3 separate regions of the Homo sapiens genome follow, and all the other regions are linked to region 3. A link is a contact called in ENCODE Hi-C or POLR2A ChIA-PET data. All regions are on one chromosome and are shown on one strand. Each heading gives the region's core, a stretch centred on a gene start or an enhancer-like site at or near the end of the contact. The rest is flanking DNA. Distances are from core to core; before and after follow the strand shown.

Region 1 (4,598 bases), core at 1,242-3,741, 8.7 Mb after region 3:
TGCTACTCAGGAGGCTGAGGCAGGAGAATTGCTTGAACCCAGGAGGTGGAGGTTGCAGTGAACCGAGATCGCACCACTGCATTCCAGCCTGCGTGATACAGTGAGACTCTATAAAAAAAAAAAAAACCCCGCACAGATTATATGAAATGGATCAGAGGGTCTACAGATAAGTGGCTTGGTGTGGCCGGAGTTTGGGTATGGGGAATAGAGTAGCAGGCAATGAGCATTTTACAGGGGGCCCATACAAACAAACACAGACTTTGTTCGGCAGGAAACAGACTAGTTGCTTACCCTACTGAATGTCAGGCATTGCACTACAAATTTTAAATATACTTTTTTATTTTTTCTTTTTGAGATGGAGTCATACACTGTCGCCCAGGCTGGAGTGCAATGGCACAATCTGGACTTACTGCAACCTCCGCCTCCCGAGTTCAAGCAATTCTTCTGCGTCAGCCTCCTGAGTAGCTGGGACTACAGGCACATGCCACCACGCCCAGCTAATTTTTTATTTTTATTTTTTTTTCTGAGACAGAGTTTCGCTCTTGTTGCCCAGGCTGGAGCGCAATGGCGTGATCTCGGCTCACCACAACCTCTGCCTCCCAGGTTCAAGCAATTCTCCTGCCTCAGCCTCTCGAGTAGCTGTGATTACAGGCATGCACCACCACGCCCAGCTAATTTTGTACTTTTAGTAGAGACGGGGTTTCTCCATGTTGAGGCTGGTCTCGAACTACTGACCTCAGGTGATCCACCCGTCTCTGCCTCCCAAAGTGCTGGGATTACAGGCGTGAGCCACCGCGCCCGGCCTAATTTTTTAATTTTTAGTAGAGACAGGTTTTCACCATATTGGCCAGGCTGGTCTCAAACTCCTGACCTTGTGATCCACCCGCCTCCGCCTCCCAAAGTGCTGGGATTACAGGCCTGAGCCAGCACACCCAGTCTAAATATACTTTTAATACCCAGTAAACATTTTTAAGAGAGGCTGCGTCCCTGTTTCACAGAAGAGGAAACTAAGAAACAAGTAACTGAGGAAAGATCACTTGAGTTGATCCATTTTTCTATTGCTGCCTACCAAGAGAAGCAAACTGTATCTCAACATATCATCTCCTCCTCAAGTAGGACAGCTGGTCCTGAAATTTACACTAAGTTTACATGAACTACAAACATCTAGACGCTACTGACATTTAGTGGGTAGAGATCAAGGATGCTGCCAAACATACTGCAATGCACAGGACACCTCCCCTCCCCCATAACAAAGAATTATCCCATTCAAAATGTCAATAGTGCTGAGGTTGACAAACCCTCAGTCTAAATGAAGCAAAGTAATTGCAATTTTAAGTTAAATCATTTTTCGTAATTTAGATTCTAAAAGTACTTCAAAAAAGAACAGCATTTCAACAGAGTAATTGTTGCAAATAATCCAATAATTGAAGTTTAAAGAACGCATCATTAAATGATAATCACTTTAGGCTAATTACACACTTTATTCAACTAGAGGCCCACTATATTCCTACTACACACAATATAACAAATCCAAAAGCCCTCAAGCCAGGGCATGCTTAAATTAGATATAAGGAGAAGAGGATCACGTGAGACCTCATTTCCAATTCGAGGGCCTTTAAAATTTTAAACGAGATGAAAGTTTTGAAACTGAGAAATGACAACATTTGACTTTTGTTGCAAAAAGCTAGCTATGTTGACACAGACTGCAGGAGAGAGCTCAGTTGAGAGCCGACTGCAACAGCCGGCAGATGACTGAAGCTCGAACCAGGGTAGTAAAGGGGAAGATGGTGAGAACTGGTAAGATTCTGGACATATTTCGAAGGTGAAGACGGCAGGATTTTCCTCTGGGCTGGTCGTAGGTGTGAATAAACGAAAGATGTCAAGGTTGAACAGTAAACATTAATAGCAAACACCCAACCAAGCACCCTAGCCCCTCCGCCTTTTTTCTTTTCTTTTTTTTTACGAGGACGTTGGATCGGCCAGCAAGTGAGAAAAAAGGGCCCTAAATATTAACAGCAACCACCCACCCAGGCACCCTAGCCCCTCCGCTTTTTTTTTTTTCTGTTTTTTTTTTTTTTTTTACGAGGACGTTGGATCTGCCAGCAAGTGAGAAAAAAGGACCCTCACCTTCACGTCGTGTTTCAGCTCCGGCGCCAGGCTGAGCACGAGGAGGTAGTGGGCATAGGCAGTGCCGAAGTCCTGGACGCCCAGACAGTGCTCTGCGCTCTGCAAGGACCGCGACACCAGCTCGTCCCGGCCGGCTGCCCCAGCGCCACCCCCGGCGTCTCGGCGGGACCTGGGCCGCGAGTTCGACATGGCAGTCACCACTTGTATGGCCAAAGGGAAGATATTTTGTAAACGTAATTAGAAAACTCTCTCGATGCTACACTTCCAGGGACCAGACAACTGCTCAAAAAACAGCACAGCAAAGTTACCCTCCGCCGCGGGTGAACTCGCCAACCCCAGCCCAGGCGGAAGCTCCGCCCCGTCCTGGCCCCGCGGGCGGCGCAGACCGTGACGCATACCCCACTATTGCGCACCTGGCCAGCGGCGCACGCTACGCGAACGTCAGCGCGCCCGACGTGGGCACGTCACTGCTGCCCATTCCCGCAGGAGCGACCACTGTGCGTGAGCATAGGAGAACGTCTGTGGCAGGACCTGTCCGGTCTTGCGCCCTTTTTTTTTCCCGGCTGAAAGCAGAGCTTTCTCTCCCTCTTGCACTCCGGGAGTGTGTGGCTTTCGACTGCAAGACCCTGTTGTACAGACCCAGGCAGCGCGAAGCGCCACCCGCTCATGAGGGACGGTCAAGCATTTGTGATGATGCTTAAGACATTTTGGATCGTGATGCACAAAATTTCAAGACCTGAAAGAACCTGGAGATAACAAAAGCATCTCAGACGTGGTAGAGGAAATGCTTTCACAGGCATTTCAAATCATTCTCACAAAACCTGGCTAGGTGGACCTTTGGATCACACTCGTCTTAATGATGGCAAACGTGGTATCTTGAGAAGTGACTTGCTGGAGGTCACACAACCAGCTAGTGGCATAGGCATGGTTCAAATCCAAGTTCTCTGACCACCTATCTGTTCAGTTATAAGATGAGCTTAGGGGTTATTTCACTGTTCGTGTCTTATCACTGTATAGTGTTTACATTAATACAAAGTTTTTCCACATTCAAGTGTGGCCTCTAAGATACAGATTCGAAACTCAAAGGGAGGGGAGCATAGTTATTACGGCTGAAAAGTTATTTTTGTCCCCATTTTCAAATTCATTAATGGATAATATCTTAAATCGAGCATTTTGCATATCACACTAATACATTTTGAGGGCTCCTCTAATTCTCAAAAACACGTCATGCATTTTTGCCTTCTCTTCTGATCCAATTATCTGAACTACCCTTTTTTCTGAGCACTCGCCTGTGTAAATCCTAATCCGTTTTTCAGGTTCCAGCTCACTACATTGTGAGCTATTCTTAATCACTTTTGTGACCTTTGCACCTAGCGGATTATGATGCAAAGTAAGGACTTTGATTTTTTCTTCTTTCTTTTCTTTCTTTTCTTTTTTTTCTTTTTTTTTTTTTTTTTTTTTTTTTTTTTTTTGAGACAGAGCCTCACTCTGTCGCCAGGCTGGAGTGCAGTGGTGCGATCTCGGCTCACTGCAACCTCTACCTCCCAAGTTCAAGCGATTCTCCTGCCTCAGCCTTCCGAGTAGCTGGGATTACAGGCATGCACCACCACGCCCGGGTAATTTTGTCTTTTTAGTAGAGACAGGGTTTCTCCATGTTGGTCAGGCTGGTCTCAAGCTCCTGACCTCAGGTGATCCGCCCGCCTCAGCCCCCCAAAGTGCTGGGATTACAGGCATGAGCCACTGCACCAGGCCAATTATTTGCATTTTTTCGTGGTTTATCTATAACTTCAAGATTTTCTGTACATAGAATAGGTCATTTGAAAAAATGGAATGACACAAATAACATGGAACATCTGGTCACCTTAAGAAACTGGAATTGGCAACAGCCTTTCATGCTAAAAACTCTCAATAAATTAGGTATTGATGGGATGTATCTCAAAATAATAAGAGCTATTTATGACAGACCCACAGCCAATATCATACTGAATGGGCAAAAACTGGAAGCATTCCCTTTGAAAACTGGCACAAGACAGGGATGCCCTCTCTCACCACTCCTATTCAACATAGTGTTGGAAGTTCTGGCCAGGGCAAACAGGCAGGAGAAAGAAATAAAGGGTATTCAATTAGGAAAAGAGGAAGTCAAATTGTCCCTGTTTGCAGATGACATGATTGTATATTTAGAAAACCCCATCATCTCAGCCCAAAATCTCCTTAAGCTGATAAGCAACTTCAGCAAAGTGTCAGGATACAAAATCAATGTGCAAAAATCACAGGCATTTCTATACACCAATAACAGACAGAGAGCCAAATCATGAGTGAATTCCCATTCACAATTGCTTCAAAAAGAATAAAATACCTAGGAATCCAACTTACAAGGGACGTGAAGGACCTCTTCAAGGAGAATTACAAACCACTGCTCAATGAAATAAGAGAGGACACAAACAAATGGAAGAACATTCCATGCTCATGGA
Region 2 (4,127 bases), core at 1,311-3,810, 6.1 Mb after region 3:
ATCTCTCACATCATCGCAGGAGGAAGGGTACAATATAATATTTTGAGAGCGAGAGAGACCACTTTCACAAAACTTTTATTACTTTATTACTTCTATTGTTATAATTGTTCTATTTTATTATTAATTATTGTTAATCTCTTACTGTGCCTAATTTATAAATTACACTTTATCACAGGTATTTATGTATAGGAAAAAACATAGTATTAATATAGAAAGGGTTCAGTACTATCCATGGTTTTAGGCATCCACTGGGAGTCCTGGAATGTATCCCCTGGGATAAGGGGAGATGCCTGTACAAGGAAACTGCAAGTGACTATTTCCAACAGCTTTTTTGTTTGTTAGTTTTTACCTGGTTTGCAAGATGAGAGTGACCAAACAGCTTGTGACCCAATTTCCCGTACTGTTCCAGTCCTTTCCAACTGCTTGGGGTCAGCACCAGGAGGTGTCTTGTTTGGTGTAGTCATTTTTAAAATATTCTATGTAGAAAACAAGAATGCACACATTGTATCAGGAACTGGGCATCTTTCTACAAAAGTTTTTTACCAAGAAAAATTTAATGGAACTCATATACCCTGACATTAATCATTTATTCTGAAGAATGCAGTTAATATAATTAAATCACTGTAATTTAAATCTTAGGGGCTGGGCATGGTGGCTCACACCTGTAATCCCAACACTTTGGGAGGCTGAGACAGGAGGATCATGTGAGCCCAGGAGTTCAAGACCAGCCTGGACAACATGGCAAGACCCCATCTCTATTTTTAAATAAATAAAAATCTTAGGAATTCAGGTTTTGTTTCATATGACCAGATATGCAAAGCAGTGAGCTATAGTAGTCAAAAGAGCACAGAATCAAAGTTTTGGCTTCAGTATCTCCTTTAATCAGCCTAGACTTTGAGTAGGTCTGGGCTTTATTTCCTCTCCTGTTAAAGAGGTTCACTTGATGATTTTTACTTCTACAATGCTATGCAGTTCTATAATTCTGTGCCTGAAAATTCAAATGACTTTTAGCCCTAGAAAAGTCAGACTGAAATACTTTTATTCTAGGAATATATAAATATTGATCCTCATTTTATTTACTTAATTCCTTTTTTTTTAGAGACAGGATCTAGCTATGTTACCCAGGCTGGTCTTGAACACCTTGCTTCAAGCGATCCTCCCACCTCAGCCTCCCAAGTAGCTGGGATTACAGGTGTGATCCCATCACCCCACTAAGATCCTCATTTTAAATATTCATTGAGTGATGCAGAGAACAGTCATACCTGCCCTCTAGCTGTCAAAAGTTTTATTTAAGACCCAGCCCGGTGGCTCACACCTGTAATCCCAGCAGTTTGGGAGGCCAAGGCAGGTGGATTGCTTGAGCCCAGGAGTTCGAGACCAGCCTGGAATATGGTGAAACCCTGTCTCTAAAAAAATTCCAAAAAATCAGCCTGGTGTGGCGGCACACACCTGTAGTCCCAGGGGGGCTGAGACAGGAGGATCACCTGAACTGGGAGGCGGAGGTTGCAGTGAGCCGAGATCGTGCTACTGCACTCCAGCCTGCGTAACAGAGCAAGACACTGTCCCAAAAAGCACAAAAATAAGAAAAAAATGTTAAAAGTTCACTTACATATGCTCTTACCATAGAAGATAAGGTCAGGAAAATGGCTTCAAGATTTTGAAGTGAATAACTGGCCCATTCTAAAAAGGTTGACCTCATCTTTCACATCTTTTGTTAATTTTACTAAGTCTATTCATATGTGAAAAAACACTTCAATACTGGATCGTGAACAATATGTAAAACTGCTTTGGTAGCGCAGTTACTGCTACTGAACATTGTTATATATGCTATTCAAAATAGGTGCAATAGTTCTGCATACCGTTTCCTTGACACCTCCCATTGTATCCGAAGTTGTTCTTTAATCGGCACACAAGCACTTGATACTTACTAAATAACGGCAGACACAACGGACTGTAAACTTTGGCAAGGCCTGAGGCTTAAACGCTCAATAAGTAATTTACTGAATGAATAAACAGATGAATAGGTTCAGTTATGAACTAGTTGTCACTTGCCTGCAAGTTAGGTGAGATCTAGGGCGAGACTATTCAACCTGCAACCATCATTACTAACTGAATGTCCTGTTACCTAAAAAAAGATAGAAATAAAGCCCATCTTTAGGGCAGAATTCAACTGCCGGACTTGGGACTGGACGCCACCAAGTGGATAAAATATGGAGCTCGGAAAAGATTGGATTCCCGGCCCTGAACTGACCACACAGTTGAGAGGAAGTTGAGGCCTAGAAGAGCGCGCAACAGTAAGCCGTGTCGGCACCAGACTCTGTTGGTCCTACTGACACCTCCAGCGTTAGAATGACTAAGGCTCCACTCCTGACCCACCGGCCTTGAGGAAAGCGCAAACGTAAAAAAAGATTGAAACCGGAGAGGCGAATGCATCTGTTTACGCTAGGACCACGCTCGACGTCGGAGAAAAGCCCACACACTCACAGTTTCCAGACCTGGCTGCTTGCCGAAACTCAGATTCTCGGCACCTCCAGCAGCTGGCTTCGCCAACGGCGTTGAACAAGGGTCGCAGCTCAATGACGTCATATCTCCCTACCTACCTCCAGGGTTCCGCCTCACGCTCTATGTCGCGCGCGCGCACTACGTCCTATGGCTTGCGCGTGCGGCGGCTGGGCACCGCCATTTTGGCCGGTGGCCGTGAGAACACGCTGTGTGGCTGAAAAGTGAAGGCAAGAGCTGATTTGGCCTCTGTGCTCCCCTCCGCAAGGGGATCGTTTTCTCCAGGTACGTGAATAGCCCGGAGAGGTTTGGCCGTTAGCTGCCATCTGCCAGGTTGGAAAGAATGTAGGGACGTTCTCCGAGAGCCTTTGGTTAGGCCTTAGGTGGCGGAGACAGCAGCAGCGCGTGGCAGCGGTTCCTGCGGGACAGCTGGAACTGATGGAGCGCGGGCGACGCCGAGAGCTTGGGGGCGCCTCGGTCTTCCCCTCCAGCCGACCCGGCTGTCGCCGCTGTTGCCTGCCACACCCGCGAGGGACTTCGAGAATGGACCTAGATGCCGTAGTCTCCACTCCCCCTTTACCCCACTCCCGCCCTGAAGCTAAACCTGCTGGAGAGGAAGGCACCTTTAGAACTTACAGCACTCTCTAGTACCCCCACACTCCTCCAGCACCCAAAATGGATATATTGTCACATGTGCATATTTGGTTGTGGGAAGTCGTGGCTTCCACGTTTTGTTGAGTGGAATGAGTCATGGCATCTTGCCGCCATGAAGTCGAATACTCGCTGTCCACTCCCAGGCTTTATAGAAATGATGCCCACATGTCACTCTGCTTTTCTCAGAACAGCGTGTACGCAGCTATGACTGGGGTTGTCCCAAGTAGTTTCCCAGTAGAAATCCTATAGTTTTTTTGGTACGCTTTTGTAGCACTAGGCACTTTCTCCCCTTACCCGTTTTTCCTTTTATTGTATCTAATACTCATTGAGATCAAGGTTGATGTCTTTACTCAGAATACCTTTATTATCTCTTCAGGGCTTCGTACATTGTAGGCATTTAATACGTATTGTGAATGAATGACAGCCAAAGCCGAATTCCCACCTCCCATTAACTACATAAGCTTATTTTCTCTTTTTTGATGGTAAAAATCTATAAGAGGAAGAACTGTCCAAATAACATGTTTTATTTTTTTACTCTTTCCCAACAGGACTGCTAACTAGTCATTTATGATAGTGGCATTTATGTTGCAGTAGTTTGTCCCATATTCTGAGAATATTCATTGTATACCAGCCACCTGACACTAATACTTTGTTAGTGTAACCAAAGGCTCAGAACCTGTATTTGAACCAAAAGCTGTTTGGGGTTTGTGAGCTTTTTGAGAACTTAGTTCTCCCCTATTTTAAAAAAGGGAGTTTTTTTGTTTGTTTGTTTGTTGGAAGAGCATCTAACAATTGGGAGAGAGGGGGAGAAAACAATATTAAGTTAGAGTTCTTCTAAATGTCTTAAACTTAAAACTCTTTGAAATCAGAGCCGTGTACCACTCCTAACTTCTACGTGTTTTGTAAGACTAATAAACTACAATAAGCATGGGTTAGACTATTTCATGTGATACTAAACATCATTAGTTAACAGC
Region 3 (4,566 bases), core at 1,848-4,347:
AGCCGAGATCGTGCCGTTGCACTCCAGCCTGGGTGACAGAGCGAGACTTCATCTCAATTAAAAAAAAAAAAAAGAAAAAGAAAAAGCCATAAGCAGCCCTCAGTGCTGCTCTGCCTATGGAGTAACCATTCTTTTATTTCTTTACTTCTCTAATAAATTTGGTTTCACTTTATGAGCTCGTCCTGAATTCTTTCTTGTGTAATATTCAAGAACCCTCTTTTGGGGTCTGGATTGGGACCCCTTTCCAGTAACATTTCCTCTTCTCTGGTCCCACAATACTTTGTCCATAAGTGATTCTGTACTTATTAGCAGATAATTACAAGTATTTTTGTTTATACAATGTCTTACCCCCTAAACTGTCAATAGATTTTGTTCAATTTATTTTTGTATGCTCTAATATAGAGCCTGGCACATAATGTGTATTCAACAAATGTTTACTGAATAAATTTTCAAGGGAATAAGTTTTAATTTCTATCTTTCTGATTGCTTAGTGTTTAATATATTATAAAAAATATGATTCAGGCCGAGCGTGGTGGCTCATGCCTGTAATCCCAGCACTTTGGGAGACTGAGGCGAGGGGATCACCTGAGGTCAGGAGTTTGAGACCAGCCTGGACAATATGATGAAACCTTGTCTCTACTAAAAAATACAAAAATTAGCCAGGCGTGGTGGTGTGCGCCTGTAGTCAGAGCTACTCCAGAGGCTGAGGCAGGAGAATGGCTGGAACCCGGGAGGCGGAGGTTGCAGGGAGCCAAGATGACGCCACTGTACTCCAGCCTGGGCAACAGAGCGACAGACTCCATCTCAAATAAATAAATAAAAAAAAAATAAATAATATGATGCACTTTCAGGATAGCATGCTCTTTGAATCTCTTTAAATAGTGACAGTTTATATTTGAACAGTTATTTTTTCATTTTTCAAAGCACTTTTCCCCAACATTTTATTATGAAAATCTCCAAATATATGGGGGAAAAATAATTGTAAGTGAACACTTGTGTCGGGACTCAGAAACTGATAGCCCAAAATATGGGGCTTTGACCGGCTGAATGGAAGCCTCAAGGTCTCTCTGACCTCACTGCCCAGCACCATCTCTCCCAAAGCACAGGATGAAGTTGAAGTTCCTTTATCTGGCTACAATCCGAACCCACCAAAAGGAACAATTGTTTTTTCTTCCCCTCCTTGTAAGACCAAAAATGTAACCACCTGAACAGACCCTTTCACAAGATAATGTGCAAGTTCATCCCTGTGCCCTGATCCATTCACTTTCCCTAGTCATCTCCTCAACAGAATGCCTCTGCTCCCCTCTCCCCAAGTCTGTTGGCCAGGATGGTAGACAAGCTTCTGAACCCCGTTGGGGGTGTGTAATCACTCTGTGATTCTCCCCATGTACATGTTAATAAATGCATATGCCTTTTCTCCCATTAATCTGCCTTTTGTGAGTTGATTTTTCAGCAAACTTCAGAGGGCAAAGGGAACATTTTTCCCATGGTCCCTATACCCATATATACCCACTACCTAGATTCAAAATCAACATTTTGCTATATTTGCAAAACACTTTTCATAGGCTAATTTTATTATCACCTTTTTAAAAAAATTCTTTTTACAAGTACTGCTCCTTGTGGAGCAGGACTACTCGATAGACAGTGTGCCCAGAGTAGCTTATTATCATTTTTTATTTCACCTAATGACTAAGGTATGATTCTATGTTTTATAGATAAGGAAACTGAAACTGAGGCTTTAATGACTTCCAAGGAGCTTGTCTGCCAGAAGTTGTAATCAACTTGTGCCAGCTGATCTGTCCACACCCTCTATCCACAGGTGTTAGATATGTAACCTAGGTCTGAAAAATATTTAGAATATTCTTGTGATGAAAAGCTTGCAATTCCACAACACAGGGGAATCAGCAAAATCATGGGAAAACCAATAGAATACATTTCTAACTCATGAATCATTCAGAGAAAAATCCAGTCTTGGGTTTTCCCTCCCCCTCATCCCATTTCTATTCCTGATTAGTCATCATTTCCTGCCCAGCCTGTCTGAGATGTTTCTTCCATCCTTTCTTTTCCAGTAACAGTAACCTGGTGCGGGTCTACAGTATCTGTTATCTCAGCTGATTTCCTTTCTGCCTTTTCATGAACCAGAGACATGTGATTTCCAATTAAAGCACAGCCCTGACCATGTCTTTGCTCAGCTTACAAAACGTCAACGGCTCGCAGCTATCCACCGAATTAAGCCTACTATAATCCCCTTCCTTCCACACTACAACCTATCCACGCATCTGTCCTCTTACTCCTTAGCTTCCATCTTACATGACTAAGAGTTGTTTCCCCAAATACACCCTTATTTACTTTTTTCATTTATAACTCACCACCACCCCCTCCAAAGTTTCACGTGGGTAAATTCTAGACCTCCACGTCATAGGCCAACTCAAATGCCAATCCTTCTAATGAACCTTCTAGAGAGCCCGGGCCTGTTGTCATCTCTATAGCCAATCTTTGGCATCTTGTGGCAATAATCTCATTCTACCTTGTAGAGCTTTCTGGTCTGACTTCCCTTGCCACCTTCTGCTCCCTTTGCCTAAGTATAACACTTTTGAGGAAAAGAACGCTGTTTTAATCATCGTCGCCTCGCCCACAGGCGGTGCTTTATTGTGCTTAATATCGTTTAACGCATCACACACTGCCGAGGGGGTCGGAGGCGGACGCCTTTTGCTGTATCCACACAGACCCGCGCAGGCACACACGTAGGCCGTCTGCCACTCTGACAGACACGTGTCCCCTGGGCCACAGCCCTGGAACTGTCTCGGGATTCCCAGCCTGTGGGCGCTTCCATGCTGGCCAGCGGAAGGGGACGCTTTTTTCTTCAGAACAGCTCCAACGGATACCTCTTATTTTAGACCGCCTGCGGATTCTATCTATAAATCAGCCTAAGCCCCGCTTCCTTTTAAAACAGGATTACGCCGGGTCGAGGGAGCCTGGCGTGGCCGCGCAGTGGCCGGGTCCCGCGGATTCCCCTCCAGCTCCCGCTTGGTAGCGCCCGCTTTGTCAGCGCGCAGCGCTCGCCGGGCGCCCTGCAGGTCTCGCCAGGTCTCACAGCAGACGGTGCCGACGCAGCGGTGTTGCACCTCCCTCTCCGGCTCTGCTGCCCGGGATTTCCCCAGAACCTGCGCCGCGCGAGAAGGAGCCTGGGAGCATCCGCCCACACTGCCCGGACAGTCGGCTCGACTCGGTGCCCTCGGCCCCAGCCGGGCTCCGCTCCTCGGGCGCGCGAGGGGCCGTGGTGGCGGCGGCGCCCGGCATGTTTCATAGTCCGCGGCGGCTCTGCTCGGCCCTGCTGCAGAGGGACGCGCCCGGCCTGCGCCGCCTGCCCGCCCCAGGGCTGCGCCGCCCGTTGTCCCCGCCGGCTGCTGTTCCCAGGCCCGCATCCCCCCGGCTGCTGGCGGCGGCCTCGGCGGCCTCGGGCGCCGCGAGGTCGTGTTCCCGAACAGGTGAGTGCACCCCAGTTCCGGGCGGAGAACGCCACGGCCGCCAACGCGCGGCCGCCACCTGGAGACCGCGCGGAATGAATGAGAAGCCCGGGGCTGCCGGTCGTGGAGTCTGGCCTGAAAGTGGGTCCTTTACCGGAGCAACCTTCTGCGTTCCCTTTTTCCTCTTTCCCTGTTCCCCGACTTGCCTGGGGCTTGCATCAAAGCTAGTAAGAACTGGGAGACTGTATTCAGGTTCCCGCTTGACCCTTAGAGGCCATGCTTTCAGAATTTCTTGTTCTTGACCGTTAAATTTCCCCCTTCCGAGGCCGCGAGTTACTATGTTGGTTACATTTTTTATTGCACGACTTAACGGAAATTTTTATGGAAAAAAAAATCTAAATGATGCTTATTTGCTTATATAGCTTTCATGGTCTAGATATTAAGTTTTTTTTTTAAGTCGTGATAATAACACATTGATTCGTTTTACGTTGTTTTTTTTTTTTTTTTTTTTTTTTTTTTTTGAGATGGAGTCTCACTGTGTCACCCAGGCTGGAGTCCAGTGGCACGATATCGGCTTACCGCAACCTCCCGCTCCCGGGTTCAAGCGATTCTCCTGCCTCAGCCTCCCGAGTAGCTGGGATTACAGGCGCCAGTCACCACGCCTAGCTAACTTTTGTATATTTAGTAGAGACGGGGGTTTCACCATTTTGGCCAGGCTGGTCTTGAACTCCTGACCTCGTGATCCACCCGCCTCAGCCTCCCAGAGTGCTGGGATCACAGGCGTGAGCCACCGCGCTCGGCCATTTTACGTTTCTTTGGATTTTTTTTTTTTGGAGGCTTCCACTCTTTATAGTTAACATCATTTTTTGTCCTGTGTATCTAAGATCTTGTAAAAGTGAGGCCTTAGTTTCACCAAGAGCTGTTTTCATACATCATAATAACTACCCTGAGTTTTCCTTTTTTGCTACCTCTGTTTCTGCCTGGGCACACATTACCATGGCCACAAATTACATACAAATTAATTATACTTTAAAAATTGATAAATTTTTTCTTTCAAAACTAGGCAATACATAACTTTTTTTTTTTTTTTTTTTGAGAC

What was found. A loop is a pair of places that touch in the nucleus more often than their neighbours do. ChIA-PET counts read pairs that join two places held with the same protein, here RNA polymerase II (POLR2A). Pooled maps may share reads with other maps.
Region 1: a loop to region 3 is called in a map with no recorded cell type, with 7 times the contacts of the local background. The contact joins the promoter of PRMT9 here to the promoter of NOCT in region 3. A Hi-C loop is called at or near these places in 1 of 37 single-sample maps with no recorded cell type and 3 of 50 pooled maps. POLR2A ChIA-PET finds 5 or more read pairs at or near these places in 1 of 52 experiments (GM12878).
Region 2: a pooled map shows a loop between it and region 3 (14-fold over the local background). The contact joins the promoter of ANAPC10 here to the promoter of NOCT in region 3. A Hi-C loop is called at or near these places in 6 of 50 pooled maps.

What each region holds. Positions count from the first base shown.
Region 1 is chr4:147,681,672-147,686,269 of GRCh38, forward strand. PRMT9 (protein arginine methyltransferase 9) reads right to left here and starts at 2,492. Exons shown (of 12, transcript NM_138364.4): 1 at 2,128-2,492. The coding sequence starts at 2,316.
Region 2 is chr4:145,095,636-145,099,762 of GRCh38, forward strand. It overlaps ANAPC10 (anaphase promoting complex subunit 10), which reads right to left and starts at 2,561. Exons shown (of 5, transcript NM_001256706.2): 1 at 2,485-2,561; 2 at 350-476. The coding sequence starts at 464. It overlaps ABCE1 (ATP binding cassette subfamily E member 1), which reads left to right and starts at 2,676. Exons shown (of 18, transcript NM_002940.3): 1 at 2,676-2,784. RefSeq lists enhancers at 1,816-2,687, 1,935-3,134, 2,268-2,317, 2,398-2,657, 2,688-3,559 and 1 more.
Region 3 is chr4:139,012,684-139,017,249 of GRCh38, forward strand. NOCT (nocturnin) reads left to right here and starts at 3,098. Exons shown (of 3, transcript NM_012118.4): 1 at 3,098-3,488. The coding sequence starts at 3,299. RefSeq lists enhancers at 1,458-2,657, 1,794-2,715, 2,748-3,097 and a silencer at 3,238-3,537.